Regions from separate parts of the Homo sapiens genome. Here region 2 is linked to region 1. A link is a loop called in an ENCODE intact Hi-C map of the cell type or tissue named here. Cell type or tissue: endothelial cell of umbilical vein. All regions are shown on one strand. Each heading gives the region's core, and the rest is flanking DNA. Links, peaks and the distances in the headings are about the cores only. Region 1 has its middle 240 kb from the start of LINC02466. Region 2 overlaps LINC02465 (long intergenic non-protein coding RNA 2465).

The links. Hi-C counts contacts between places; a loop is a spot of excess contacts. Peaks named below come from ENCODE experiments on the same cell type or tissue, not always from the same donor. Only the 100,000 strongest peaks of a DNase experiment are listed, where the experiment ranks them.
Region 2: a loop joins it to region 1, with 2.5 times the contacts of the local background. A loop is called at or near these places in 4 of 110 quality-filtered maps.

Annotation. Positions count from the first base shown.
Region 1 is chr4:129,521,023-129,537,431 of GRCh38, reverse strand. No RefSeq gene overlaps it. Among named protein-coding and RNA genes, the nearest start is that of LINC02466, 240 kb to the left of the region's middle. In endothelial cell of umbilical vein, for the core only: no CTCF peak of the experiment used is centred there; a DNase peak (open chromatin) is centred at 10,411.
Region 2 is chr4:129,916,818-129,933,226 of GRCh38, reverse strand. All of the region lies in intron 13 of LINC02465 (long intergenic non-protein coding RNA 2465), which reads right to left. Among named protein-coding and RNA genes, the nearest start is that of LINC02465, 150 kb to the right of the region's middle. In endothelial cell of umbilical vein, for the core only: no CTCF peak of the experiment used is centred there; no DNase peak of the experiment used is centred there.

The sequences.
Region 1 (16,409 bases), core at 5,508-13,507:
CAGGACTAAATTTTGGATGCCTTTTCAAAGTTTAGTTTGGAGGATCCTGTCCCTCCCTTAGTCTTCCCCCTCATAGCATATTTTATACGTCTAGTTGCTTAGGCCAAAAATCTTAGAATCATCCTGACTCCTCTATTTATTTCACAAATCTAGTTAAGATTATCATTTGTTCACCAATAATTTTTGTAGGGAGGAAACAAATTTTCAATCAAAATAAAAGTTAAAAACCATGTTCCTAATGTATAGTCAAGTTATTAAATTTAAAGGGACTACTTTGTGTTATGTTATAAAGCAATTAAATGAGCACTCTTTTTATGTTGTTGGCTTCAGAGAAAATTAAATTAAAGCAATTATTGTAGACAATGATTTGCCAATATATAAAAAAGTCTTCCAAATCAATATTCTGCACTTCCAAGCCAACACATTTTTATAAGGCAGTAAGCAACCATGTATGCAAACTTCAGGTACAAATATGTTCTTTTCAGTGTTACCTATCCATTTTAGAAAATTTAAAAAATACAGAAGAGTATAAAGAAGAAAGTAAAAATAAAAAATGCTGCCAATGGTTTGGTTTATTTATTTGTTTATGAATAAATTAATTTATTTTGCCCAATATATTTACCTGAATTTCCTCATGCCATTAAATATAATATTAATGTATGATTTCAATAATTGTATTGTGTATCATTTGGGATGGGATTGGGCCACATAAGAAAAAGTAATAAAACAGTGATCCAAACTAAATAGAAGTTTATTTCTCCCTTACATAAAAGAATTCCTGAGGTTGACGGTTTAAGGTTAGTAGAGCTATTCCACATAGTCAGTAGACAACTAGCCCCTTCAAGCTCACTTCTCTGCCACTTTTGGGATGTGGTCTTCAGCCATATCAGCCAATGTTGCTCCTAGAACTTCAGCCATCACATCTTATGCCAATTAGTTGCTTAAAGGGCAGAAGAGATGCATGACCTCTCCTTTTTAAGGAAACTTTCCAGAGCACTATGTAACAGTTTGCATCTCATTCTCTAGAGCTTAATTAGACCAAGGTTTAAGGGACTGTGGGAAAAGTAATCATTTTTTAGCTTAGAGTTTGTGTCCACTTAGAATCTGGGATTCTGTTATAAAGGGAAAGGGAGGAATAGATATAGGAAAGGAAGTAATAGTCTACGCCTCAAAGATTTTACGTGTAAAGAACTTAGAGCAACCGTATTTTGATCATTTTCAGTGTATAGTGTTTAAGTTATTGTTTCATACTTACAAGTATGTGAAGAAACCTCCTTCTAAATCCATATAATCTATTTCCCAAGCAAGAGTTATTAAACTGCATGTTGCTCAAGTGAAAAGCTAAGAAATGAAATTTTTTGATATTAACATAATTCCATTGTTTTATTGAAATACACCTTTAGCAAAAGCCACAGTAAACTCATTCAAATGTATATGATGCACCTATATTGGGTGACTAAAATTTGACCCTTTCTTTCAGTGAGGCATGAGGAAAAGAAGGGACTGTGCTTTACTCTTCATTGTACTCGCTACAGTGCTTGCTTCAATGCCTTGCATATGGTAGCAGATGCATAAACAGTGCAGGTCTCTTGAATGGTCAACTTACTTCTACATTTTATCTGACATAGAGTCTAACCCTAGATTATAGAATAAAGGAAGGAAAATGAAAGAGAAGTAAAAATAGAAGTAATTTTTCAGTACTTTCTGTCAGGCAAGCATGGAATTGTTTTACATCTATTAATTTAAGTAGATTTTGCAATGGCCCACTGAGGAGGTATTAAAGGTCCTTTGTTACATAATAAATAACTAACAATAAAAGAAGTTAAACGTAGCACAAGGTGCTTAGCTGGAAAATGATCCAAATAAAGATTAAAATCCAGGTCAAAAAAAAAAAGAAAGGAAAAGAAGTAATTTATTTAATAAAAGCCCTTGTTTTTTTTTAACATTTTGTGTCCTATTTTTGAATTTATAATAAAATGCTTTATTATACATTTAATTGTAGAAATAAGTTTATATCTAAATCACATAGTAATCCTAATTATACCGAAAAGCCTCAAAATTTAATATAGATACTAAGTTGGCAGGGTTGTATTCACTTCTTTAATTTTAGAGAAAACATAGGTCAAATTATAGACCCAAACACAAATTCTATATCTAGCACCATTATATGACAATGTGATATTTTAGTTATTTGAAAAATTGTAAAACTATCAACATAAAAGTAATTTGTGTCCATAAATACATACACACACACACACATATATATGCAAATAACCTGTTTTAAAAATTATTCAAAGAAATCCCAAATGTTCTTCCCCATCTAGGCAGACTAACTGACATTGCTTCAAGTGGCTATCGTAATCCCATTCAATTTTTAGATCCACTTCTCACTCAGACGCACATGCACAGTATATTGAAAAAACCAATACTTGCACTACTATATTTCCAAAATTCAATATATTAATGTATTTTACAAACTGAAATATGGGTAAAACAATATACCAAGTAAAAATAAACACCAGCTTCTTCAAGTTTTTGAAAAGAAAAAAAGACAAGCACAAACATCCTCACTTCCCTTATGTATTAAAAGGCATACTTCCATTAGAAAAAAAATTAGAAACTACTAACATCTTTTACCCTGGTTGATAACATTTTAAAAATATGAGAATGATCGCAGTTTTGGTTTATTAGCTGAAATATTAGTTTAAAGCTTATAGAAAAATCCCATTCTTCAAATTTTATGCAAATGCTTAAGTTTGATTTGTCCTTTCCCATTTTAGTATCTAGTGAGGCAGCCTGTTATGAACATAAGCAATCTAGTATCATGATGCATTGCTTCTTTGCAGTAGGGTTTAATGCTTAAGGATATATAAAATGAGTCACATCTTTGATTTTGACCTAGTTTGAAGACCTATTTAGTTCTCATTAAGCTCTTCTCATAGGTAAAATAATGAATTATATTACTAACTCTTAAATCACTTCTCTAAAGAGCTATGATTTTTTGCGTGTACATGTATTTAGAGATTGGAAGGCCTGATGATAACAAACACAAAGTCAAAACATCACTGTATTTCTTTAGTGCTGGCCACTTGGGAAAGTTCTCATTACAGAGTGATAGCCACAGGCCATTTTCCCTGTTAAACTCAGATGAAAACTAAGCTACTTTGATCCAATCCTTTTGAAAAGATAAGACTGGTGTTATGGTTAAAACTTCAGCTGACAGATTTCAAATAGGACCACAGTTTGAATCTATGGGGTTTAAGGGAAAGAACAAAGAGCTTCTGAATCTGCTTATAACGGAGCAGCTCATTTTAATGGAATAAACTGCATGGAACCTACACTTCTCTTATCAAATGAGGCATCCTTTACTTTTACAGGACAGTCTTAATTGCTCAAGCCACTTGGTTAGAGTATTATTCAGGCTAATTACCTGTCAGCTATCATTAGAAACATTAATGGCACTTTTAAAACCACCTATTCCTCAAAACTTCCTTTGTGGACTGTCTTGCAAAATGACACCCAATTGCTGGCACACAATAAAATGCTGTAGTAATATTTGAGGGGTAAGGGCAGCACAACCAAACCACAATACATTGGGAAAACTCAATTTTATGCAAAAGCATGTGGCTTGGCTTATTAGTGATGTCTCGAGATGTCCCACTCTCTCTTCAGCCCCTCCACACTCACCGGTTGCCGGAGGAGGTGCCAGCCCTTCAAGAAAGTGCCCACTCATTGATTCCAGTGAGGGCTTCTGCCCCCTGTCCCTTGCTGATTTCTAACACCAGTAATGGATTCACCATGAAGCTCATGAAGCTTAAGCTTTGGGACTTCTCACGAGCATAGTCCCTTTCCAAGTACCTGTACCCAGTTGTTAGTCATAATTACATATGCATTTTTTCCACAGTTCCTTCCTCTTTCCCTGCCCTATATAATCCGCAGGCCACATACAAAACCTAGATTCACCTAGGAGATTCATATGTATGAATGAAGGTTCAAATGTATGAATTCATATGTATAAAAAACTGAAGATTTAGCTTTAAATTAAATCTAGGTCAGAAAAAGCCATGAGAAGTATAATCCATATTCACACATCATTTGGTCTCCATTCAAATGATGCTGTTTGAAGAGGTCTTCCTAACTACATTATTTAAAGAATTATCCTAGACCCCTCCTGTCACCCCATCTCCTTGTTTTCCGTTTAGTGGCACTTGTAACTAGCTCCTTTTGCATTTTAATACTTGTAACTTGCTACATTACACAATACATTTATTTATTTTCTTCCTCCCTACTGTAATGTGATCTCCAAATGGACTCCAAAGGGACTCCAGAAGGGAGTCTCTGTGTTTTTTATCACTGAGTTCCAGCATCTAAAATAGTGGTCACCACACAGGCTAAAGTGAGCATATAACTTATTGTCCAAACAATAAGTCTTGAAACTAAAAGGGAGCATTATAATAATTACACCAGAATATCAACTGTAAACTCTGCCAGTTCTAGGAAACTGGAACCAAAGTCAGCCTGCCCTAAAACCACATTGAGTGCATTGCCACTAAGCAAGAGGAAGTGAAAGAAAATTATTTGATACTAGAATGGCTCTCTGATCTCAGATCTGGCTTAAATCAACTCCTTGTTCTAAGGGTTGGAGGAAATCTTTCACTTGGAAAATTCTCTTTAGTGCATCCTGTGCTTCCTGTAACTCAATGTTCTCAATGGGGAGCTATTTATCCCCCTCCCCCAACCTACACAGAATATATTTGGCAATATCTGAAGACATTTGTGGTTGTCATAGCTGGGAGGGTGCCACTGGCTTCTAACGGGTAGAGGCCAGGAATGCCACTCAACATCCTACAATGCAAAAGTCAACCCTCATCCCCAACAAAGAATAATCTAGCGCTAAATGTCAATAGTGCTGAGGACAAAAAACCATGTAGTAACCAAAGAAGAAATTATCCACAATAATAAGCATTCCCATTCAGTTCCAATTTAATACTATTATTCTTCCCATTAAATATTCTAAATTTTAATATTATTGAAAAATAAAGTATTCTTGAAGACTATTTTTTTTTACCTTGACCCAAATCAGAGCTACTCCTCTGAGACATGGCTTGTTAAGGGAATAGAAGGGGCCATGAAAGAAGAGCGATTTGCAAAGATAGGAAAAGTTTGGAAATATTCCAAATTACATTACTATCCTTAAGGAACCTAGAGCATATTGAATAGAGTGTGACTATCACATAACATCCTGTTATTTATAGATAATAGAAATTTAGCAACCTTACCAAAAAATAATAATGCATAAGCTTTAGAATGTTTATTAGGCTTCAGAATTTTTTACTAAGCACGGTGTTATTTGATCCTTGAAGACGCATTCAGGTATTATGATCCCTAATAACGACAAACTTAGCAACAAAAATGATTACTCGATTACTTATCTAGAAGGAGACAAATCAGTGTAATGACCTAAAAAAGAAAGGGAGGTGTTATGGGGGCTGATAAAAACTTAACTTTCAACTAGTATCCAGTATGTGCAACATAGTTCATGTTCTTTCACTGAATCCTCACAACCATCTTATGAGGTATCATTATTTCCATTTTACTACTTAAGGAATAGACGTTGTGGCATGCTTATCTTGGCTAAGGCTTAAAACCTAGGTGTCCTCAGACTTTATGTAAACCTCCTTCCAGAAAACTATGTTTCTTCTCTATTTATGTGAACTCCTTTTGCTTATTTTTATTCATTTATTCACTCATTTAATTCAGCACATATTAACATTTAACATTACCCACAAAATGTGAGACACAATCCTAGGCCCAGGGAAAACAGCCTTGAACAAAACGAAGTGTCTGCCTAAAGGGAATTTAATTGCACTTAAAAACAAAACAAAACAAAAAACTTGCTTAGATATTCATTTCCTTCTCCCTGAGAACTGAGCCATTACCCAGCCATTCACCCTGAGAGCACCAGCTGGTACATGGTGTCGAGGGCTGTTGGGAAATTACTGTGTAACTCTTTACAAATTATTTTTGCTATGTTATGTTGTTTTGAAAATGTTATGATGTTAAAACAGCGAGTAAACTCTTTTAGAATTTCTCAAACTGCCTTAGAAAACTAAGTTACCGAGAGTACCACTGCTCCTTCTTTATGCAAAGTAAACTTTAATGAAGCCCTAAGCGGGAGGAATAAAAGAAATAAGCCCATCAGTTTAAATAAGTACAAATAATCAGGGTAATCTAGAGAAAAATTATAGGAACAGACATGAAAAAAAGTCTAAATTGTCAGCAACAGGAAGAAACCATGTAATTCTATTATGTAATTAACTGTCCTTGGCAATATGGTATCTGAAGAACAGTACACATACTATGAAAAAGCTTTCAGTTTTTTGCCTTGTCTGAGTCAAGTAAAAGGAAACAGAACATGTCTTCTGAATTTGGATCATAAGTCTAACTTCTACTTACAATTCTGATTGAAATCATTTATGTGCCTGCTATCCAAAATAAATAAATAAATATACAACATGTCAAGTGATGGCAAGTGTTATGAGGTTAAGGAGGGTGAAACACCAAGTGATGGAAGATTCTGTTTTTGATGAGGTGTTAATGGAAGGACTCTCAGATAAAGTGACATTTGAACAGACTTCAAGGGAAGAGTAAGCCATGTTAATGGCTGGAGAGAGTGTCCAAAATCACCCCCGCCAAAAAAAAAAAAAAAAAAAAAAGCAGACCATGCAAAAGATTTGGAGTGGGAACTGACCCAGAGTACTGGAGGAATAGAAAAGACATCAGAGTGGCTGGAGGAGAGTTTGCCAAGAGAAAAAATTAGAATGAGATTAAGTCAGAAAGAAAGGCTGTGAAAAGATTACACAGGACCTTGAAGGCCATGTTAAGGATGGATTGAGATGGGAAGCCAGGACCAGGCAAACTTTTGTAAAAGATTACACTTGCTACTGTGCAGAAGGAGGAAGCAGGTTTTTGTGGGACAAGGATGAGATCAGGAAAACCAGTTAGATTACTTTACTAGGGTGAAGGCAATGAGGAGTGGGCAGAGTTCTAGACATATTTCAAAATCAGAGCATGTAGGATTTGCATGGATGGGATGTGGGATGTGAGAGCAAGAGAGGAGTAAAGAATGACTTCAAGATGTTTAGATTGAGCAACTATCAGAATAAATTCCATTTACTGAGATGGAGAAGACTTCTGGAGGAACAGATTTTCAGAGGAAATTCAAAAATTCAGTTTTTGAGGTGTTAAATTTGCAATGTCTAATTAACATCTAAATGCAGGTGTCAAGTTGAAAATTCAATAGGAAAGTCTGGGATTCAGGATTGAGATCAGGGCTAGACATATAAAATTGGAACTCTGCTTGGAATAGATGCTTTGTAAAGCCCTATGATTGGATAAGAAAACAGAGAGAGGGAAGAGTTGAAGGCTGAACCCTAGGTCACCCCAATACTTGACGTTTGGGAAGTTGTAGTTAATCCAGCAAAAGAATGCAGAGCAGTGAGTTGTGAGGAGAACTAAGAAAGAGCCCAAAGGAAATGTTTCCAGGACAAAAAGAAATGTTGAACAACATCAATTCTCCTGAGTAGAAGCTGTATGGACCACTGAGTTTGCAAGATGTGGGTTATTACAGACATTGGTAAGAGTACTTCCTGTTGAATGAGAGACAAAATCCCATTGAAATGGATTAATGGAACATGCAGAAGTGGCAAAAACTATAGGCAGCTATTTGAGGAGTTTTTCTGTCAAGGGCAACAATAGAAATGTTATGGGGGTTGAGAGGAATCAAAGGAAGTTTTTGGTTTTAATTTTTTTTAATGAGAGATACTACAGATAAAGATTATGACTCTTTTTTTTTTTGAAACAGGGTCTTGCTCTGTTGCCCAGGCTGGAGTGCAGTGGCATGATCTCAGCTCACTGCAACCTCTGCTTCCCAGGCTTAAGAGATCCACCTGCCTCAGCCTCCCAAGTAGCTGGGACTACAGGAATGCACCACCACTCCCAGCTAATTTTTGCATTTTTTTTGTAGAGACAAGGTTTCCCTATGTTGCCCAGGCTGGTCTTGAACTCCTGAGCTCAAGCGATCCACCCACCTTGGCCTCCTAAAGTGCTGGGATTACAGGTGACTCTTAAACTTAAATCCAAAATTGTTGAAATTGATTTCAGTATTTTTTCCACATAAAACAGACCATCAATATGGGTAGGTTATCAGCCGGGGATAAGATGGCCATGACCCTTGATATCTGCCTCTATTTCAATATCCTGGAATTCATTTATTCATTCAGTTTTCACCCAAATTCTTATTGGGTATTTACAATATGGCAGGAATAGTATGAGGCACTGAAGATAAAAGGTTAAAAAGAAATACAGACAAGGGTTCTGTCCTCATCAAGCCTGTAGTCTAACATGGAAGATTGACACTAAGCAAGAGAAAAGCCAGTTATTTATTTATAAAAGGGAAGCACAGGGGTTCGTGTAGGTCTTTCCCTTGCCCAGAAGTGAGGATGGAGCTGCCAGCCAAGGAAGGCCTCCTTGCAAAGGCCTGCAGAATAAGTCTGAACTAGCCAGATAGAGGAGAAAGTGCAATGAGATCTTTCCCTGCAGCTAAGGAAAGAGCTTGTGGAAGGTCTGAAGTTAGAGAGAACTTGCAGCATTGCAGGAGCCAAAGGAAATCCAGTGTGACAGGAATAAAAAGAGTGAAGGGCCAGGAAATGAGACAGGCCTGAGAAGAGTCAAGGTCAGAGTCCTGAGGAGCTTTATTATCCACATTAAGCATTTAGGGTTTTAAGCACAGAACGATGCAAACAGATTTCTGTTTTTATATTGGCCTTCTGACAAACTTTCCCACCTATGCAAATGTTTTCTTCTCTGCTTGAAACAATCTTTCCACACCTTTCACGTAACTGATTTATTACCATCCTGAAGATCTCAGGCTTAGAAGCACTGAGAATGTATAATAAGTCCTCAATAAATAAGTTTAAGTATAAGTGATTTATTGGATATAGTCACAAAAGGAGAAGGAAAAATCAAAGATTTTGCCAAACTTTCCAGTGTGAGCACCAGGAAAGATAGGATATATTGGTGAATCAGCAAGTTTTAAGAGAAAAAGAAAAGATGTGGTAATATTTAATATATTGATTCGAAGATGCTAGGGGGTAAAAAGAGGGAGAACTAAGCTAGAGGCAATACTTCAGTCTTCACATATAAATAAAAATAGCTAGCCTTGAGGAAGGATAAGCATTCGCTGTGGAAAGTGCAGAGAGTGAGAACAAACGAATATCTGTGAAGAGAGAGGAAGAAAAGGCAGTAAAATATCTGACAACTATGGGAATAATTAGGAAGAAAACTAGGAAAATGTGGTGTTGTGGGAAGATGATGTTTCAAGTAGTAGAAAATGTTCAACAGTGGCCAATGCTATGAAACCATCAAAGTAAAGGATGAATGGGCCCACTGGATTTGGGGACACAAAAGTCTTCAATAACCATTGGTGGGAGCAGTTTGTGTGGTCAGAGGCAGATTTCTGCCAGTTGAGATGTGAGTGAATAGCAAGTGCCAATAATTCCTTGAAGGTGTCAATTCTAAGAGTTTTGTGGGAACAGTGAAAGTTCACTGGCTGGTGGATTGGGAGATGGGCTAGTTATTTTTTAAGATTAGAGATAACAGAGCATATGTAAATTCTGATTGACAGGAACCTAAGATAGACAGTAAAGATTCAGAATTCTCAGTACCACAAGGCCCTTCACAAGATGAAGAATATAGGGCCTAGGGAGCAAGTAGACACAATAGTCTTGCATAGGAAGTTCTTATCGGATGGGTTCCTATTTGTCTGTGAAATAAGTTGGTGTAAATATCTGCCAACCTCTTCACCTCTTACCTGAACTATTGCAAAAGGTTCCTAAGTCCTTCATAACCCCAGACTTGTCCCCATGCGAGTCAGTCTTCCCTGTTGAAGTCTTCCCTCTTCCACCTCCATCCTCCTTCCTCTGCATTTTGTGTTTGTCATCTGCGTCCCTAAAAATATATTGCCTTCCTCACATTGTATTATTAAGTACTCTTATTATTAATAAGCTACTGTCACTTAAAACAGTATTCTCCTTGGTACCTAGTCAGGTGGTATCTAACACATAATAGTTGCTCAATAGAGGTTTCTCGAATATATTAACTTTGAGAAACTATCATAGAGAATGTGTTTAGATAAACTGTTTAACTTGATTAATAAGTAAATAAGCCCACATTCTTATGTTTCTTTAATTCTTGTTCCAAATTATATTTGTCTTTATCCTCTAGGAACTGCTTTTGAAAGTTATACAATTATACTTTAATAAATTAGTGAGATATTTTTAAGTGTCTACTTATGCTGTGAATTATCTAGGTCAACCAAGCCTGCTTTAAGATCATCTCTCTTACCCAATGATAACACCGACATCTAGTGGTTATTAATCTGAATCTTGGTTATCTATTTCATTCTCTCAAGGGACAAAACTAGCTTAAAAATTTTGAAGTGCAACATAAGTACTGGCTTACATACTGTAGATATTGTTAGTCAAATTCAGAAAACGATAGTTACAATGGAGAGTATTTTTTAATGAATCATCTTCTGTAAAGAAACACGAAGCATGAATCTAGAATGTGAGCTGCAAAAGGTTTCTAACTGAGGGTCCAACTCAGTGGAACCCGGAGTGTTTTCTGTAGAACTCTGGTTCCACAAGGCCTTAAAAAGTATGCACAATGGAGATGCTGCCGTCAAATAAAAGAAATATCCAACTTTTCAACTCCACCCCACTCCTTTACCCCCTTTATTTAGCTGCACGGCACGTTGCACTATCTGACATACTATTTATTTCACTTATTTATTTGCTTACTGTCTGTGTTCCCCACTGGAATGTGACCTCCATATGGGCAAAGTTTTTACATTTTTTTTTCCTCCTTGAAGTATTTTCAGAACTTAGAAGAATGCTTGGCCTATAATAGAAGCTCAATGACATATGCGTGATTGAATGATATAAATTTGAGAGATATTGGGTTGAGCAAAACTGAACAAAGTATCTACTGGAGGAAGTCTCAGGGCCATTAATATGCTAATGTGCATCATGAATTTCACAGGGAGGCATGTAACCTTCCCCAAATATCCTTCCTCCCGCCCCGACTCTTCATAGGACAGGATTAATGCTCTACTGAGCACATCTTTGCAAAGGCTGGTCCATATCATGGACCTAATGCCTGCATTTACTCAAATTAAATTCTGTGGCTCCTGCCATACTCTATGGTGCTCATATCGAAATTAACACACTATGTAACACTAAATTGAAAACACAGAGAACAAATTGCACCTTTGATACTGAGTCAAATAATATATAGAGAAAACAAAACCTATGGCCCATGACTGACTATATTTAAATGATATTTATCTGAATCCCATCTCCTTCTGACCCCAGGGAGTACCAAAATAGGAGTTTGAGTTACATGTGAAATAAAAGAAAGAGATTGTCATGTGAAGAAATAAAGGTTACATAGAACAGCATGGCACAGTAATTGCTCTCATACATCAGAGAAAACACAGGCATGATACATAAGAAAGACAATCATTTCAACTGCTACTTATTTAAAGCAGCAAAAATCCTGTATGATAACCTTTAGGGATGATGCTTGCAAAAATACATAATGGAAGAATATGACCTCTAAGCATCTGAGTCCCATTTTACTTTAGCGAAGCCCTTTCTGTTTTATTCCACTCTTATTTTAGTAGCTGCATGGGGAATGTAGATGATCCTTTCTGGAAACTGATTGCATGGTTTTGTCATCACAGCATGCTTGCTATCTTTCATGGGGAGAACAGGTCGTTCGCATAACCATGCACAGTTTGTTAATCCTTAGGAAGGTTGAGAAATGCAGCATAAAACTAAGGTAGCACTATCCATTACAAGACAGAGCTTGAGTCTGCACAGAAAAGTTAAATTGCCTGTCATCTTTTCACATATTGAGCTAGTCATATAGACTTTGCATTACTATTAAAAGTGCTGTATATTTAACAGTCAATTTCTTTAAAATAGAAATAATTTTAAAAACAAAAACTTCTGAAATACGTCTGCTTTGTTGGCAGGAATTAATCACCATTAGTCCAGGTTTGACCTCGAAATCTTTCCGGGAATCCTAGAAAACAGATTGACCAAAAGAGTTCATCTCTGCCCCAGGACTCCTCTTCTATAATTAGGTGCGTGGCAACATGCTCTCATGCAGAGGAGATGCACTCCAGATTAGAATTTAGAACACCTGTGTTGAAGTCCCAGGTCAGCTACTAACTAGCTGCAGGGCCAATTCATGTAGCCTCTTTGACCTGTATCCTCATCTATAAAATGGAGATTGTAATTCTGGCCCTATCTTTCTCACAGGCTTTTGAGAAAATAGATATGACAGCATCTTTTGAAACAGTAGATACTATCCAAAGTTCTATGGTGATGAGAGGATACACATAGGAGACAGCCTGTTGTGAGAGAGAAGATTGAATTTGCTGCACTGGGATTAGGTAAGTCACCCTAAACAATAATATTGCCATTTGCCACTTCAATTAATCTATGAGCAGCCTTAATAGCAATTAGAAGGAAGCTCATATTCTACCTGGATAACCTTTTAGTATATTACATAGGCAATCAGTGCTAATTTCTTCTTTTGTCTCCAAACTGTTAACAAACCTACTAATAATATCAATATATTGATGTAAACACTATCAAATATGAAGTCATTCAATAATCTGGTTTGCAATGTTTGAACTGACAAAACTAATTCATTACCTTGGAAAAAAGGTTTTAGAAACAATCAGAGCATATTTCAAGAACAAAGCTATAGTGACTAACGTTATGTGTCAATTTGACGAAGCTAAGGAATGCCCAGGTAGCTGGTAAAACATTATTTCTGGGTGTCTGTTAGGGTGTTTCTGGAAGAGGTTATCATTTGAATCAATAGACTGAGAAATGAAGACCCAGTCTCAGAGTGTGCGTGGGCATCATACAATCCACTGAGGACCCAAATATAGTAGTGTGAAGAAATAAAGTTTACATAGAACAACATGGCACATTAATTGCTCTCTTACATCAGAGCAAACGCAGGAGAAAATAGAAGAAAAAGGTGAAGGAAGAGCAAATTTGCTCTCTCTTCTTGGGCAAGGACATCAACATTGGTGATCCTGGTCCCCAGGCCTTCAAACTCAGACTGGGACTCACACCATTGGATCCACTGCTTCTCACGCACTCAAGCTCACCCTGGAACTAGACCACTGGCTTTTCCGAACCTTCAGCTTGCAAACAACAGATCTTGGGACAGCCTCCACAATCATGTGAGCCAACCCCTCATAGTAAATATCTTCCCATATATCTATAGCTACATCTGTAACTATATGTAGATCTAGATAAATAGATCCTATTGATTCTATTTCTGTGGCGATCCCTGACTAATACAAAAGCAAAATATTCTTTTTTCCTGATCCACTCCCATTTTACTACCTAGCTCTTTAACCAGTGCCACCCTCTTCCCCACCTACTCTCCCCTTTTTATGCTTAACTTGAATAAAGGAAACATTACACTTTTTCTAGATTTCTTTGTGCATAAACCTAGGACTTTTTCTTACTCTGCCTCTGCAAGTTTTGTTAAAGGTGCCCTCATCCTCAGCATCATGCAGTATTTGTGGCTACATGCAATTGCATTCATTAGCCTCCCAAAGTCCTCTTCCTCTACCACTTTCACATTTGGATGGATCTCTGTCATTAAGGAATGTTTTCTCTGAGCAGTCTTGAACTTCAGGGCACTCTACTCTGCTGTTTGCTACTGGTAAATGTGCAGTGTATCTGCTACACATTGTCTCCTCCTCACAGAAGATGACAACTAGGCAGGACAAAAAGCATTTGCTTGGCCTTGTCCCATTTTTCTTCTAAGGGATACAGAGTTCTGGATGAGTGTGACTGGGTATGGGATGAGGGCTGTGACTGACCATGAAGATCTAGATACAAAAGTAGTTACAAGGCTGCTCTGGCGATTGTGCTTGTTGTTGGAAACTGCTACATTTGATCAAAGAGTGGCAGCTCTAGGCAGTGGTTTCGGGTGCTAAAGTCACCATCATTAATTTCCATCAGCCCACAATACAATTCTAATTAATAGCAATAATATTTGATATGAATACTTGATCATTTCTTACCTTTCATAAAGTATAAAGGCATTCCTTAAAATTTTTCTTACTTTTGTTTATACTCTAAGTAAAAAAAACAAAAACAAAACAAAAAAAACCGAGTGTGTTTGCTCTGTACAAATAGCTGTACAACTTCGAACTAATTCTTCTAAGCGCTGCTCCCTCGAACACATCCCCCTAAAGTCTGTTCTATGTGTATATCAATTCTGAAGGTCCCTGTCGATACAGAAGTAGCTGTGACAATGATCTTCACGCTCTAAAAATTGAGATAGCCTTTCACTTTGTGTGGGAAAAGCGTCTGAGGTGTGGTGCATGGAGGAAAGATGCGATTACTTACACTTGAAGGTGTGACTCCTTACATTTGATGCAAAGTAACAATTAGAAAAGCTATCAGGATGCCTCTCTCAGGCGTGGCCACGCAAACTCTGAATTCCCATCATGAGAGGTGCAGATAAATCCCTGGGTCCCCCAGGTATCTTTCATATGAAAGAATAGTTTTTTTCCTAAAATATAACCATTGATGTATTAAAAGCTCAGTGAGTTTAGTCACTTTTTATCTTTCCCTTTAAATCTGAATGATTGTACTGAGCTTTTAAGGTCTGTGCCAGCTAACTAGGGCATTTTAGTAATCTATTTTTAATATGTACCAACTTCTGTTCTTTTCAGTTCTGCCTTAAGACATACTTTTATCTTTACTGGTATGCAGAGATCATCAAAAAATATAAGTTCTCCATTACATGACAACTCATAATGAGTCTTAATGAAGCTTGGGAACAGCTGTTTGAAAACTCTTGTTGAATAGCTTCCTAAGCAGCATTCACTTATGATAGCCTCTCTGCTGCAACATTGCCTGAATCTCAGAACTCACCATACATATAATGAGAAGGGTGAAAATGAAATCTTTCTCCAGTTTCATTAAGTATTTTATTTTCATCAGAATGCTAATACACTATTATAAATTAGTGCATTATGAACCATCAGCTTAATGCCTTTCACCTTTTTAATTATATTCCTTCATGGAGCAGAAAAGAAAGTAAATGTTACTATGCAAATTTTTTAAGAATTCATGTCCTCGGTGAAAATGAGAGGGGGAGAGAGAACACAGAACAAACTTACTTTTTAATTATATTGGAAACACGTTGCAACTCCAAAATGTTGAAAATTAAGCGAAGCCCAGATGATTTCAAATAAGATTCACAATCTGAAATTTAAAGGATTTTAACTTCGCTATGTAGGTTAATATGTGTGAAGAACAACTAAAACAAACTTCCAATATGAACTTAATCTCATTCTTTTTTTCATTTACACTTTCAAATGGACTCATCTAGCTTTCCTAATTTTTCTCTCTACATGTCAAGAGCCTTAGAAGAAAAGTTAATGGTCATGATAGTTTCCTGATCTTATTTACTCCCCTGGTCCTCGTTACATCGAAAAGATAGTTTTTCTCTATATGAATTTTTTCTTTACTTCTCACTTTAACTGATTCATTTTATATCAATTACATCTCTAGTTGAAACTATTTCCTCTTGCCTTTGGTTGAGTGGAATGTAAATGATCTGCTTGATGCTAAGTACGGGAATAAACCCACACCTAGCATAGTGCCTCGCACGGAGGAGGCACTGATGGTTTGCTGAATTACTGAACAAGTCTCTTTATCCCTGATCTTGAGAATATTCAAGTCTTTTGCGTATTTCTTAAATTATCCTTTTAGTTGCTAAAATCATGATGTGGATTTTAATTAGCCAACCACACAGAGCCCTGATGGATTTTCCATGGTATGCAATCACAATACACTGTGTGCTTGTTAGATATTTATGAGGCAGTCTGATAAGAATTTACCGTTCATTCACAGTAATGACAAATAGCATTTATATGTAATCTTTACTATTTTACTTCACTATCTTTATTCCTGAAAGTTTCCTGGTAAAATATTCCAAGATAAAAATATAGTAATGTTTATTTAAAAATAGACATTTCATTTTTAAATATGGGACTAATGTAGGTGTTTTTTCCCTTCTCCTTTAAGCAATCATACAAATAAAACAGAGAACAGAACAAGAAATAGAAATTCAAAGGAACTAAATGACATCTGTAAGTCAAATCACATTATATGAGTAAAATTGCAAAAAGGAACTGTAAAAATTAAAACTAAGTATAAGAAGAATCCATGAGAATGTACCCATGGCTGCAGGTCTCAGAGAAAGGCATCAGCACACTGTTCTCTAAAGCGAGTGGC
Region 2 (16,409 bases), core at 4,697-12,696, 400 kb before region 1:
ATTCAGGGTTTTTATACTGTAAAACAATTGTTGTATATTAAAAATATTCTTGGAATTATTTTTGCATATCTGAGATAGTGTAGTCCTGACTGAAGGAAGAAATCAACTAAAAGTTTCTTAGCATGCTTTCAACTCTGGAGGATTACAATTCCATTTAGCCTTCAGATATTTCCTCCTCAGTATGACATAAAAGCTACATCTAAAAATCTAAGTAAGTAAATCAGAATAAATATATTGAGAAGTCAAGAAGCTTTTATTTTCAATGGTATAACCTAACAGTCTTTTATCTAGCGTCTGAATAGTACCTGGCATAATACTTAGAATAGTATAGACATCAATGAAGTCTGATTGCATGCAGAAAATATACTTGGTCTCAATCAGAGTTTAAATGTCAATCTCCAAAATGTAATGAGTTTCACAATCGATTCATCATGGAATTGTCCAGAAACAATAAGTGTATAGAAAATTTGCTGTATACTGTCCCTCAAACAAGGGAGTTAATATATGTTTCATGCAAGTTGATTCTTTTCCTTTAACTTCAGAGATTTTTTGTAAGCTAACATCTCTTCTGAAGACAGATTGATAATAACTTATGACTTTGAGGTCTTAGGCCAGTCTATGATATTATTGCCAGTTCAGAGAAAATTGTCTTTTGAATGACGTGCAATCTAACCTTCAACACTAATCATTTAGTAGGCCTAGCTAGTGTGGAGTTCAGATATTAAGAATACCCAGATTATAGATGCTATTCTTTTAACTCCCTCTTCTTGAAAAACCAAATCTATGCTTTAAGATTCATATCGAAACTCTATTAAAAAAATGAAGGGCGAGTCAATGAACTTTCATGTTTCTGTATAGAATTTATACCCCAAATACAGCAAGAATAAAACTTAGAAAAATATTATGAATGTTTTATGGTCATTCAAAATCTATTTAATATAGTAAAAAATTGCCTATGTTTTTACAAGGTGGAAATATTGTCATTTATACAGCAAAAATATATTTTTGTGTTTTAGTCAGTGTTTAAGAAAATCTTGCAAAATTGAAGATGTATAACCTTCCATCTAGACACTTGATTTAAAAATAATATTAAAGTATCACTTCACAGAACAAGTTTTCTCACTTGCATACGCATGTGATGATGGCAGATGGAGAAATGTCTAATGAAACTACTGATTAAAGACCAACTTCAAGGATATTTGAAAGAAAGATACTTTAAAATATATAGATCTTAATTATTTTAATGTCTACTTCCAAAAGAAATCCAAAAGTCTCTGTCTTCTCATGTTTTCCTTGAAGAGAAAGTTCTATTTTAATAGGAAATATGCATAAATCCTTTTTAATGGTTAGTATAATTTTCTTCACAAATGGAATGATAGAATTCTGACTAGTATTATATTTGCTTTACATTTCTTTTTAACACCCGTTTAACCACAAATATCGGCAAACAAAGCTATTCAGATTAACTAAAACATTTCATCTACAACTTCAAATATTTTTTAGGTGAAAATTCATCTAAAGGGTTTGCTTCCTTATTTTAAAAAGTATTAACATTTCCCTGTTAGCTTATTTCTTTATATCTTGCTTGATTGCTTTATTTTCAAGAAAGTGTCATACTACAAAGAGTACAATTACCTTCAATAAAGAATAAAACATCATGAGGATAAATTGCAACTGTATCAATAGGAATTGGTAACTAGTATAGAAATATGATTCTTGCCCAGGGGAATAGTTAAAGTTGAATTGAGTTGATAGGAAGAAAATCCAAAGCAAGAAAAGCAAATCTGAATTCTCGTTAAATATTTTTTGGAAATAGAATTGAAAACAAAATTTTATCCCAGTTCAGAAATCCTCTGCAGAAAGGTAGTAGAGAAAGAAAACCTTTTTTATCGTTGTATATGTAAACATTACACTAGACTGTAATGAGCATCACAGGCAATCTGCTAGGAGATTATAAAAACAGAAATCTCACTCTTTATTAATAGATAGCCAAGAAGATACAACCCATTACCTATATGTTTTCAAGATACACAATAACTAGCTCTCAAATAAGAGGACTTGAAAACATCATTTGTCATACATAACCCACCTTAACTTTACGTGGTAATTAAAATGTCTGCCTGTGTTAGCTAAATAGTTTTACCTGAAAACGTACATACATACACACACACACACACACACACACACACACACACACACACACACACACCATTTTCTTATGACAGTAGGTAGTTTTGCAACTTGGGGCAAGGTGATCTCCATGAAAGCTAGGTTCCTATCCATCCGCAGAAACTGGCAGATAGGGGTGCTATCTTCCTGGATGGTTGTATATTAAAGAAATTGCTCCCAGGCTCTTGAGAAAGACATTATTGGGTCATGAAAGGCCAACAAAGGCCTATGTAGTCTTCAAAAGGATTTATATGCATTTCAAAGAGTTGAGAAAATACACATTTTTTTTCAAGCTAAAATGCTCTGAAAAAACAAAGAAGAGATAAAAATCTTTCATTTCTAACAGGAAAAAATCAAACCTCTTATTTTTAGTATGCATTTGTCCTAACAATACAAACTACTAAGATTTATTGAAAATAAATCATTAAAAGAGAAGTACTGATTTTTTAAGAATTATTAAAATCAAACTTAAAAAGCAAGTTTACTATGTCCCTTAATTCTTAAATATAAGCAAATTTGAAATTATATTCATTATTTCCACAAGAGATGCTGTAACCGCCCAAGGGGTTCACCTTGCCTGCTGCCTAGAAAAAGCCGATTCATCAAGACAGGAGAAAGGCAATGGCGAAAGAGTAATTCACGCAGAGCCAGCTATGCCGGAGACCGGAGTTTTATTATTACTCAAATCAGTCTCCTGGAGCATTTGGGGACCAGAGTTTTTAAGGATAATTCGGCGGGTGTGGGCTCCGAAAGTGGGGAGTGCTGACTGGTGGGGTTGAAGATGAAATCATAGGGGGTCGAAGTGAGTTCTTGCTGAGTTCTGGGTGGGATCGCAGAACTGGTTGAGCCAGATTATCAGTCTGAGTGGTGTCATCTGCTGCATCGGAATGCAGGGTCTGCAAAATATCTCAAGCACTGATCTTAGGTTTTGCAATAGTGATGTTACTCCTAGGAGGAATTTGGGGAGTTCTAGACTCTTGCAGCCAGGGGCTGCATGGCCCCCAACCCGTGAGATATCCAGTCTTTTAGCTAACTTGTTAGTCCTACAAAGGCAGACTGCTCCCCAGGCAAGATGGGATTTTTCGGGAAAGAGCTATTATCCGTTTTGTTTCAGAGTTTAAACTATAAACGAAATTCCTTCCCTAGACCAGTTTGGCCTACACCCAGGAATGAACAGAAAGTTTAGAGGTTAAAAGGAAGATGGGGTCGGTTAGGTCTGATCTCTTTCACTGACATAATTTCCTCAGTTATAATTTTGCAAATGTGGTTTCAATGCTATTCTTAATTTAAACACTGTCAAAGTTATTCTGTTACGGATCCAAGGATCCTTTGCAGTTTATGAATTTTCCTTTACCATATTCAAGACTTAAGCTAAGGAATTATGGGGGGAAAAAGAAGCCACCCTTGTAATTATTGATTTCTGAGATTTGAACTGATGAGTAGTTCATTTGGGGAGAAATCTAATCAAGTCTTAGAGATTCTGAACTGAATAGGATCCCCAGGATTTATCTTTTTTTTAGGTACCTTACTGATCAAAGTGAGGTGAGGCCTTTGGTTGCTAAGGAAAACTGAAGAAATATTAGATATCTATGAGTTAATTTCATTCTTCTTACAGATAAAATGGCAACCCAGATTATTTAATGGACTTTTTGTAGATGAAACTATGACTAGTACCTACATTTCTTAACTGAATAATGTTTCCTCATTATACCACATTGCCCCTTCATAGACTCTCATTCCTGATAATACACTCATCCCCATTATCAAGTGATAGGGTCTAAGGCCCCCTAGTGGATGCCTGAAACCCCCTGTAGTACCGAATCCTGTATATACTATGTTTTTTCCTATACACACAAACCTATAATGAAATTTAATTTATAAATTAGGCACAATAAGTGATTAACCATAATAATAAAATAGAACAATTATAGCAATATAGTAAAATAAAAGTTATGTGATATGGTCTCTCCCTCTGTCAAAATAATGTGCTGTACTTAGACTCTTCTTCTTCCTGAATCTGTGTAGGCTTTCCCTACTTCCAATAACTAGGTTGGTGTCACTCATTTCAGGGAATTCTTTGCTGATGTCTGTGTACATTCAGTGCTTTCTGGAAGAACACCTTGCCACCAATTGGAACACGTTGTCTGTTCATGTCTTCTCCCCACAAATTTAATGCCCATTCCATCTTTAATCACTTATCATGCACTTTTGTTTAACATTTGCAGTTTGAAGTGTGACAGCAAAACTAGCAAAAATTTTTTTATTCTTCTTCACAATTTTATAGATAGAAGATTCTTACCAAGGTTCTTAGCAACCTCTGCACAGGATTTTTTTTTTTTTTCTTTCTTTCTTTCTTTATTAAGTCAAGAAGTTTTGGACAGGCGTGGTGGCTCATGCCTGTAATCCCAGCACTTTGGGAGGCTCAGGCGGGCAGATCACCTGTGGTCGGGAGGGCAAGACCAGCCTGGTCAACATGATGAAACCCCATCTCTATAAAAAACAAAAATGCAAAAATTAGCCGGGCGTGGTGTTCCACATCTGTAATCCCAGCTACTTGGGAGGCTAGGCATAAGAATCGCTTGGACCTGGGAGGCAGAAGTTGCAGTGAGTCAAAATCACACCACTGCACTCCAGCCTGGGCAACAGAGCAAGACTCCATCTCAAAAAAAAAAAAAAAAAAAGAGAAAAAAAAGAAAAAAATTCAGCTTTTTACCTAAAGGAAGCACTTTAAATATTCTCTTCAGCACTCCAAATTGCCAGCATCATCACTCTTGCACTTTGGGGCCATTATTAAGTACAATATAGGTTACTTGACACCAACACTGCAATACCACCACAGTAGACCTAATCATCAAAAGGGCTACTAAGTGGCAAATGAGTTGGGAGCATGCACATGTGGCTACACTGGACAAAGTGTTGATTCGTATCCTGGGCAAGACAGAGTGGGACAGCACGAGATTTCATCACACTACTCAGAAAGGTGTGCAAAGTAAAATGTATGAATTCCTTATTTCTGGAAATTTTCATTTAATATTTTTAGACTGTAGCTGACCATGAGTAACTGAAGCAGTCGGAAGCAAAACCACACATAAGGCGGAATTACTGTGTATCTCTTAACTCCTCGCATAACCCAAAATGGAATCACAAGTTTAAGGTTCAATACATTGAAATAATTCTGTAGAACTGAATAATATCTTAGTATATTCTGTGAGAATTTATTCAAGAGTTTTAACATATTTTTTCATTCTCAGAATTTTCCCATTAGTTAAAATTCTTAGAATTTCTCTCCAGAATTTATTATTCCTTTTTAGTTTTTATACTGTGCAATGAGTTCAGAAGCCATGGCCTTTGAAGTATATGAAGACTGCCTAGGATGCTTTAAATTTTAAGGCATATTTAATATTATATGTTATTATATATGCATGTGTATTTACATAACACATCACTAGAAACATCAAAGGTTATTTATTTGGAGAAGGGTGGAAGGATAAAAGAAAGAGTGAAAACATACCAAAATAACTTTTCTCAATGCAACAGCATTCCTCTGGGTCTGTATTAATAGTGCAGCACCACTGGGCCATAGCTGGCTGCAGTGCTTAAGTGAGGGTATGATGTGGATTTGCTAAAAGTACTTCAGTTTGAAATGGAGGTTCTGCAATTCCTAGTTATTGATGGTATAGTTTGTAACATTATTTTTATTCAACCCTGACCAATGGAAAATTAAAACAACTTTGATCACTTTGGAAATTCTAGGCTTGGCTTTTCATTTGTAACTATCAATTATTTAAAGAATAGTTTAAAAGGGCTCTTGGAGCTCTTTTTTTGGGGAAAATTACAGTAATTTAGGTAGCAAATGTGAATGATCTCAAGTTTGTAGTTCCATATGGAATAAAAATGCCTTATAAAACAGTCACATTGCCATCTACTGACAGCTTTTTATAAAAGAACCAACTTTTTCTTGTTAGCCCAGCTGTCTGACTATGCACTTAAATGATCTATTACTTGACATGTGGCAGTATAAAAAAGGGGAAGCATAGTTATCCTTTACTCAATACATCTACTTGAAATAATCTCACCATTCACAGCAACCATTTCAAGCTATTCAATGTTTCACTTTTATATACTGCAATTAGATACATTTATTAATGGCATTATTGCATAGTATTTCATAGCTGGTAAAACTGTTTTTGGGAAAGTGACTACAGAGGGTATGTTAATAAATCGGCCCTGCATGTACAGTACATAGGGACTTGCTAATAGGATTTTCATAATAACAGCATTTATCTCACAGCACATTTTATAATACCAATCACTATGTAACAGCAGTGTTGTTATTACATTATGCGAAAAATAGGATGTGTGTTAAGGACATGCATTATAACCTGAAACACAAAAGAACAATGGTACTTGAAGTACTTGTGGATCAAACCATTTTCATTCACATCTTTTTTTTTTGGAAATTTTTTTGCTTCTGCTAGAGTTGATATAAGAAACACATCTAGTGCTGTTATAAAAAGATCAAAAATTTACATCAGTACTCCCAATGAACTAGTAGCTCTAGAGGGTAGCATCCTGATAAACAGTAACTATCATCCTATGGATGGTAATAACCAAGTCTTCCCATAGGTAGTAGTAATCGTCTCGCATACCAAATGCATTTCACTTCCCAATTTAATTCTGTAGAAGTATGTTATTAATTTATCTTTCTTCCATTTTCTAAGATGTGGAGCTTACAATTAAAATTTAACTTTAAAGTACAGTATTATCTTTCTACAAAAGTCTTGAGTACTTATATCAGTTTTTCAGATAACCACATGCTGTGCATGTTTTACAAATTGAAAAAAAAAAGAAAAAAAGAACATACACACATTTTGGCCATTCATAATAATAGCTGGCAAAATAATTAATACACAAAAGCTGAGCTATGACCCTTTTGTAACAATAACTATGTAACTCAGTTGCTCATAGTCTTCGCAAACAGCAGACTTTTTTTAACCTAAAATTGCTTAGAATAGCTTAAATATATTTAAAATTGATTCAGGAGATATATAGTTAGCTTATTGTTTTACTTGTTTTTACTTGAAATAAATCAATGAATGGAGAACATACATTACAGCAGAATTGAAAGCCATCCACTATTAAAGTAGGGCACACCATCATGTATTTTGTCATAACTGGCTCTACCTGGATTTATTATGAAATAGAGTGAGTTAAAGGTTTCCTTGACTGAGGATCCAAGAAAGCAGAACATTCTGCTCTGAGAACTCCAGCTGAGTTTGAATAAGAAATCATTCAAGAATAGATGAAAGGCCTAGATTTTGCTGCCTTTCAACTAGTTCTAAATTAATGTTAAAGATTTTTGCTACATTTCCTGACCTTGCAAAATAGAGTATTTTCAAATGATAATGTGGTTATAGCCACTATTCAAAAAATCAAGATAGAAAGATATTTAGGTCTTCCTTTCCCCCCATGCAATTCACTTAAAATAATGCAAAGAAATATGTGTAGATTGTAGAACAACTCCATTAAAAGAACTATGATTTCGTTTCATAGAAACTGTATAATGAATTTTTGTGCTTAAACTGTATTTTTTTACTTTATACTGTTTATTTCATAGTAAAACTAGTATAATTGGAATAAAAAGTATTATTTTAAATTTAACATGACAGTTAACCATAGAAGTAAAAATACAAAGCAAATCAAAACAACTGGAAATACAGAAAATTTTGCGGTGACAGAGAGAAGTTTGAACTGGTAAGAGTGAGGGGGTGGCTTTGATTGGGCAGAAGTCAGCCCATAAAAAATAGAAAGGATCTATGGGAGCTCTGCTTCTGTTTCTCTCCTGAAACTACATTAAAACAAAAGGTTCCTGTCCTCACCTATGACTATTCAGAGCTCTGATACAAGTATCTTCAAGAACAAAATCGGAACAACACAGAAATCCTGTGCTTATGGGGGAGCTGACAAAATGGGGAATAAATTTGGAAAGCTACTTTCCTATACCTTCTCCTTCAAACTCCCTGATTGGTGGATTCGTATCTATTGCAGAGATCCTCGATTCTAAAGCTAATTCTTCTTGGGAGTCAAAGCGTGAAACCATTTACCTAAGGATTTGTTTAATGGGGTCAGCCATTATTAATGGCTTATTGATAATTGGGGTTTTCCCCTCTGGGGCTCATCCATCCACATTTCCCCCAAAATTCCTTTAGCGTATTGGAGTTGACACTTGATTTCTGACTTTCCTCCATAAGCATTGACAGAGTCGCTTTTATTCCTAAGGGAAAATAAACTCCTAGATATAAATAACAAGACACTTGAGAAAGACGCTACTGGTTTTGTCAGAAGTAGAGTTATTAAAACATATTTATCAAGATTTAAAACTGGTCAAATAATAAACTAAAAAAGAAATGGAAAGATAATATAAAAATGCAGCAAGAGTAGGAAAAAATACTAAATAAAGAGAATATATCATATACAATAGATAAATAAAATAGGTAGAATTAAGTTATATGGTTAGAGATGAGAAATGTATTAGTAAATGGGAAGATCAGCTCAAGAAAACTTCTCAGAAAAAGAAATAATTTTAAAAATGTAAAAGATTAAAAGATAAGCTAAGAGATAGGGATATTAGAAACCAAAGTGCTAATATTTAGATAACATATTTATTTCAAAAACATAAGAAATAAAAATGAAGAGTAATAAATACTCAAAGTAATAATGAATATACATTTTCCAGATTATTTGATGTCCCAGTTTGAAAGGGCCCTGAAAGTTCTAAAGAGAAATGATAAAGAAAAACCCATACTTACATTTTGTAGGGGAATTATAGAATATCAGAAAGTGAAGAAGGCTTAAATAGAAAGATTGCAGGATAAGCAAGCCTCAGAGCGTGAATGACATCAGAACCACAAACAAGGTGCCAAGAGTTAGGGCTGAAAATTGTGTAAAGAAAAATTATGAAAAACAAAAAAAATAAGGTCAAGAGAGTACGGAAACATTGTTTATTAAGCTCACTCAAAGATTATTTAATCATGTAGGGGAATGCATTTCTGTTTGAATTTTACCATTAATTAAAGAGTTCAGACTTTCAAAGTTATACATTAACTTCTTATTGTTTGATAAAGATGTAAGGAATATTCATTTTAAAAAGATTATCTCCAACATATAGTTTTTACTGTTCTGTCAGACCTTAACCAATTCTATATTTAAACTTTAAAATCCCTGTAAATTCTGAGTTCCTCAAAATACTTTCGGAAACAACTTTACCCTGTTCCATGCTGAAATAAAACCAGACATGATTTTTGCTTAGTAATTTCACATCAGTTACGGTTACATATTTTACCATTTCCATTGTATTCTCAGTATTAAAGCAGTTTTTAGAAGTGGCAATAGTGTAATTTTTGAATATCCATTTAATTACACATATATGCATTCAATCATTAATGAGTTAATAAATCTTTGAGAAACATCCATTTTATATTTGTATTTTGGTTTTGTATTTGTACAAAACATCCATTTTGTATTTGTATTTCTAACTTGTGAAAATTATGCTTTGACACCTGGAATCTGGAAGTAATATTTTGTAAGAAAAGATATTTACAGAGACCAGGCACAGTGGCTCACGCCTGTAATCCCAGCACTTTGGGAGGCCGAGGCAGGTGGATCACAAGGTCAGGAGATCGAGACCATCCTGGCCAACACGGTGAAACCCTGTCTCTACCAAAAAATTACAAAACTTAGCCGTGCGTGGTGGCGCATTCCTGTAGTCCCAGCTACTCAGGAGGCTGAGGCAAGGGAATCACTTGAACATGGGAGGAGGAGGTTGCATTGAGCCAAGATTGTACCACTGCACTCCAGTCTGGTGACAGAGTGAGACTCCGTATCAAAAAAAAAAAAAAAAAAAAACTAGAAAAGACATTTACAGAATCTTTTGTATGTCCACATCTTCCATAGCCCAGAATATTTTTCTTGAAAACAAGATCTATGGGATGATATTTGTACCCTCTACATGAATTTGTAGAGATTAAATAAAATAATACATATAGAGCACTTACCACAATACATGGCTGAATAAGCACACAATAAATATCAGTTCTTGTAACTTTCACTCTTAAAAATAACCAAAAGAAATATGTAACTTAGCCTAAAAACCATTTATGTAACAACATAGACTTGGAAAAATTCAGACACTTGTAGCCAGAAAGAAAGCACATGGTTTTAAAAACCTCTGTGGCATATTTATGTTTTTTTTCTGCACCTATGTATACTTTGATATCTAATAAAAATAATATTGAGTGTGAATTGTTTATTTATAGTTGAACACTTTGAAATTATCCAGTTAAATATCTGTCAGGCACCAAAAGGAACGTGATATCTGTTGTCTTCTTTATTTTCTATTGACGTTTAAAGGTATTAAGTAATTTCTCTGGCTGTTCCAGAAGAGTTCTCATTCCTTTGGTTTGCAAATTAGAAAGTTGGGAATTTTAAAGGCTTATTCTTTACAAAAAAAGAAGAATTCAAGTTTTCAGAAAATATGAAGAAATCAGAATTGCAGCTAAAAAAAATACAGAGTTAAAGATTGCATTAGCTTTAGGAAACTTACCAGGTAGATATCAGAGTCAAAAGGACAAACTAAAGAAAGAAGGTTCGCTTCACATGTTTTTATTTTTTGAAGAATATTTGAATCCTTCGCTTCTCAGATAACATAACTATTGTGTTTATTCAAACGTATTTTTTTCCATTCAGGATAAAATGTATTAAGGCATATATGTGTAATTAAATGGATATTCAAAAATTACACTATTGTCACTTCTAAAAACTGCTTTAATACTGAGAATACACTGGAAATGGTACAATATGTAACCGTAACTGATGTGAAATTACTAAACAAAACTCCTGTCTGGTTTTATTTCAGCATGGAACAGTGGAAATTTTTAGTGACTAAACATTAAACACTGATAAAACCAGGAAGGAACTCAAAGAACAGAGGAATAGAATATAATCCTACTTTTAGATGAATAGATTATATGATTATACATTGACATAGGTAACACATGCATATAGATGTGTATATATGTATATATACATAGATAATATATGTATATTTATGTCTACTATTTGTTCATTAATAGATACAAGATGGAATAAGATAATTAGGGTTGCTAGCCTTTTCAAGCATGTTCTTCCATACTTCTACTCTCATCAGGTGAAAGTCTACTTTGATTTAGATAAAATATTGAATGAAAGTCTGAGGAAAAGTAATTGTCTCTATGATGCAATGAAATTTTTTGACAAACTAGGTGAAAACATTGGTCAGCAACATTGGGCCACATTTCAGAATAAGCAACAAGAAAACAGAACCAAGATACAGGCATATCTTGGTGACATTACTGTTTGGTTCCAGGCCACTGTAATAAAGCAAATATTGCAGTAAAGTGAGTCAAACAATTTTTTTTGGCTTTTCAATGCATATAAATTTTATGTTTACTTATAATACAGCTTATTAAGTGTGCAATAGCATTGTCTCTAAGATAATGTATATACATTAATTTAAAAATACTTTATTACCAGCAAATGTTATTGGGTATCTGAGCTTTCAGCAAATAAACTTTTTTGCCAGTGAAGCATCTTGCCTTAATGTTGACGGCTATAAATGACTGATCAAGGCAGTGGTTGCTAAAGACTGGGGTGGCTGTGACAGTTTTTTAAAATAAGACAACAGTGAAGTTTGCCTCACTGATGGACTTTTTCTTTCACAGAAGATTTCTCTGTAGCATGTGCTGCTGTTTGATTCATTTAACACACAGTAGAACTTCTTTCAGAATTGGAGTTCTTTCAAATCTTGATGCTGCTTTATCAACCAAGTGTATGTAATATTCTAAATCCTTTGTTTTCATTTCAACGAAGTTCACAGCACTGTTACCAGGAATAGATTCCATCTCAAAAAACCACTTCCTTGCTAATCTATAAAAAGCAACTCCTCATTCCTTAGTTTTATCATGAGAATGTAGCAATTTAGACACATCTTCAGGCACCACTTCTCTTAATAATAATTATCTTGCTATTTCCACCACATCTGCAGTTACTGTCTCCACTGAAGTCTTGAACCCCTCAAAGTCGTTCACCAGAGTTGGAATCAACTTTTTCCAAACTCCTCTTAATGTTAATATTTTGACCTTTTTCCATGAATCACAAATATTCTTAATGATTCCTAGAATGGCGAATAATTTCCAGAACATCTTCAATTTACTTTGCCCAGGTCCATGAAAAATGACCATCTATGGTAGTTATAGCTTTATAAAAGGCTATTATTTTTTAAATAATAAAACTTGAAAGCTGAAATTACTTCTTGATCCATAGGCTGCAGAAAGGATATTATGTTAGCAAGCATGAAAACAATATTACTGTCCTTGCACATCTCCATCAGAGTTCTTGGGTGACCAGATACATTGTCACTGAGCAGGAATATTTTGAAAGAAATCTTTTTTTTTTTCTGAGTAGTAGATCTTGACAGCAGGTTTATAATATTCAGTAAAACATGCCTTAAGACATATGCTGTCATCCAGTCTTTGTTGTTCCATTTATAGAGCACAGGCATAATTGATTCAGTATAATTTTGAAGAGCCCTAGGATTTTTGCAATGGTTAATGAACATTGGTTTCAATTCCAAGTCACCAGCTGAATTAATCTCTAATGAGAGAGTCAGCCTTTTCTTTGCAGCTTTAAAGCCAAGCATTGACTTCTCCTTTTTAGTTAGGAAAGTTTGGATGACATCTTCTTTCAATAGAAAGCTGTTTCTTCTACATCAAAAAACTGTTTAGTGTAATTACCTTCCTCAATGATCCATCCTAGATATTCTGGATAACTTGCTGCAGCTTCTACGTCAAAACTTACTGCTTCACCTTGCACTTCTATGTCACAGAGATGGACTTCTTTCCTTAAACATTATGAACCAACCTCTGCTAGCTTCCAACTTTTCTCCTGCAGCTTCTTCACCTCTCTTAGCCTTCATAGAATTGAAGAGTTAGGACCTTGCTATGGATTAGGCTTTTACTCAAAGGAATATTGTGGTTGGTTTAATCTACCATAATCACTAAAACTGTTGATATCAGTAATAAAGCTGTTTCACTTTATCATTCATGCATATGCTGGAGTAGCATTTTTAATTTCCTTCCAACTTTTTTTTCTTTGCATTCACAAATTGGCTAACTGTTAAGAGGCCTAGACTTTGGCCTACTTTGGTTTTTGATATGCCTTCCTCACTAAGCTTAATCATTTATACCTTTTGATTTAAAGTGGGAGATATGTAACTCTTTCTTTCATTTGAACACTTAGAGGCCATTGTAGGGTTATTAATAGACTGATTTCAATATTGCTATATATCAGGAAATAAGGAAGCCCAAGGAAATGGAGAGAGATAGGGGAACGACCACTCAGTGTAGCAGTCAGAACACACAAAACATTTATCGATTAAGTTTAGTGACGTACGAGCATTGTTCACGGCACCCCAAAGCAATTACAATAGTAACATCAAATATCACTGATATGGTATGGATATTTGTCCCCTCCAAATCTCATGTTGAAATGTGATCCCCACTGTTGGGAGTGGGGCCTAGTGAGAGGTGTTTTGGTCATGGGAGCGAATCCCTCATGAATGGCTTGGTGTCCTCCCTGCCGTAACGAGTTTACATGAGATCTGTTTGTTAAAAAGAGTCTGGCTCTCTCTACTCTCTATCTTGCTTCTTCTGTCACCCCATGACATGCCTGCTCCCTCTTTGCCCTCTACCATGAGTGCAAGCTTCCTGAGGGCCTCACCAGAAGCACATGCTGGTGCCACGCTTTTTGTGCAGCTTGCAGAACTGTGCGCCAAATCAACATCTTTTCCTTATAAATTACTATATTAGTCCATTCTCATGCTGCTATGAAGAAATACCTGAGACTGGGTAATTTATAAAGGAAAGAGGCTTAATTGACTCACAGTTCCGCGGGGCCAGGAAGGCCTCACGGTGGAAATGGAAGCAAACACATCCTTCTTCACATGGTGGCAGCAAGAAGTGCCAAGCAAAAGGGAAAAAAAGCCCCTTATAAAACCATGTGATCTCGTGAGAAATCACTCACTATCATGAGAACAGCATGGAAGTAACTGCCACCCACCGGGTCCCACCAGGTCCCTCCCACAATACGTGGGGATTATGGGAACTACACTTCAAGATGAGATTTGAGTGGGAACACAGCCAAACCATATCAATTACCCAGCCTCAGATATTCCTTCATACTGCAAAATAAGTTAACATAATTACTGATCCCAGATCATCATAACAGATATGTTAATAAGAAACTATCTAAAATATGGTGAGAATTACCAAAATGTGACAGAGGCACATAGTGAAAACATGCTGTTGGAAAAATGGCACCTATGGACTTATTAGATGCAAGGTTGCCACAAACCTTTAATTGTAAAACATGCAGTATCTGTAAAGTAGAAAAAAAGGAAACAGCAATAAAGGAAGTATGCCTGAATCTTTTCAACATTATAGTTATGACATCACTTGTGTATGGTGACCAGATTTAACTCAACTAAAACCTCACATGGCAACTGTTAAAGTGACAGAGAAAGTAACTGCTGCCAATTGTAGTCAATCCTAGAAGAACATTTTTGTGAAGGTCATAAATATGCTTCACATTCTATTTCAATAACTTATATTTATATTGTTATTGTATTTGAATTATAATTCATTTGCATGTCCTCCATTGTCAAAATGAATTTCAGATTTTAGATAGGAAAAAAGGAAATTACTTGCTGTGGAAAAAATAAATCTTTAGTATTTAATTGGATATATAATGATAATATCTGTAAAACTAACAGCAAAATTCAAATATGCTTTTATTGAAAAGTTCTTTAGCACTCGCTCTTATCATGTCTCATTTTCTCTGACATACTAGACCTAAATTGCCACTTATAATGTGTGATGAACATACAGAAACTTACATGTTGCCTTTTGTTTTATCTAGAAGCAAGTAGATTGTACAAATAGGCTTGATTGCTCTGTGATAGAAAATGTGACCATCTGTAACAATTCATATTGTGAACTTATTACATAGATAATTATTATGATTAGTGTTACAATTCAGCAATCAGAAATCTGTACAGGATCCAAAGGAACACAGCAGGATAATACTCTATCTAAATGGGCTCAGGAAAAATGCAATTTATTTGACACACTCCACAAGAGAGGCAGAATCAATTGGACATATAACGTAATCATTTTTCTCTCCCTCAGCAGGTTGGCACAGGAGCCAGCATCATGCATGGAAGGGAGTTTGCCATACAGAACCACCGTTATTGCATCTGCATGAGAATAGATGAACCCTTGGGTACACTCAAAATATTGCTGGAGTTCCCTTTATTCAGACAGGACAGGCTTCCCTAAAGACACTCTCCTTTTATATCACACAGGACACATATTTCACCTTCAAGTGCTATTTTTATGTCACTCACTTAGAAAATTAAACCTTGTCATCTCTCTAATTCTACTTGGTTTCAAGTGCAGCAATAACATTTAGGCTAAACTATATATTTTGCAAGAAAAATCCATCCTCCCTCCTTATATTCTTTTTGGCTGGCCTGTGAAGTATTCTTTGAAAACCAGTGAATCATATTCTGAGAATTATAAGCTTATTTAAACATTTTTAACACTGAATGGTCTTCTGAGCTTGAAAGACATGATAGCTTTTTACTACCATGCTGATAAAATATGTAATTGTTCAATTTCTAAAAAGCTGTTGTATTGTCTCTAGTTACTCCACATCTGCTACATTAAATAAGACATGACAGAAGGGAACTTGGTGGGAGGGAGAGAGGGGGAAGGCAAAGGAGTCCTAAAGACATGCAGGTGGAAAGTTGTTATCCCAAACATCTGGACCTATTTACTAGGTAGTTGCTACCCTGGGATAGATACATGCTCTATTTACAAAGTCCCTTGGTAGAATACAAAATTTTTTAAAAAGGAATGTCTTACTGCATAAATACCCAAATATGAAAATATTAACTTTCAGAAATAATCAAATATGTAATCATTAAGATGGAGCATCATTTGTTTCCAGTTAATGGAAAATTGAAAGGATATGTAAGTGTTCAGTACAAGTTTTTGAAGAGATATTAATTTCAATATTTTTTATTTCTAAGCTATGTATTCATAAACAAATGACATTAAAATAAACAGAACTTCATTATATACCAT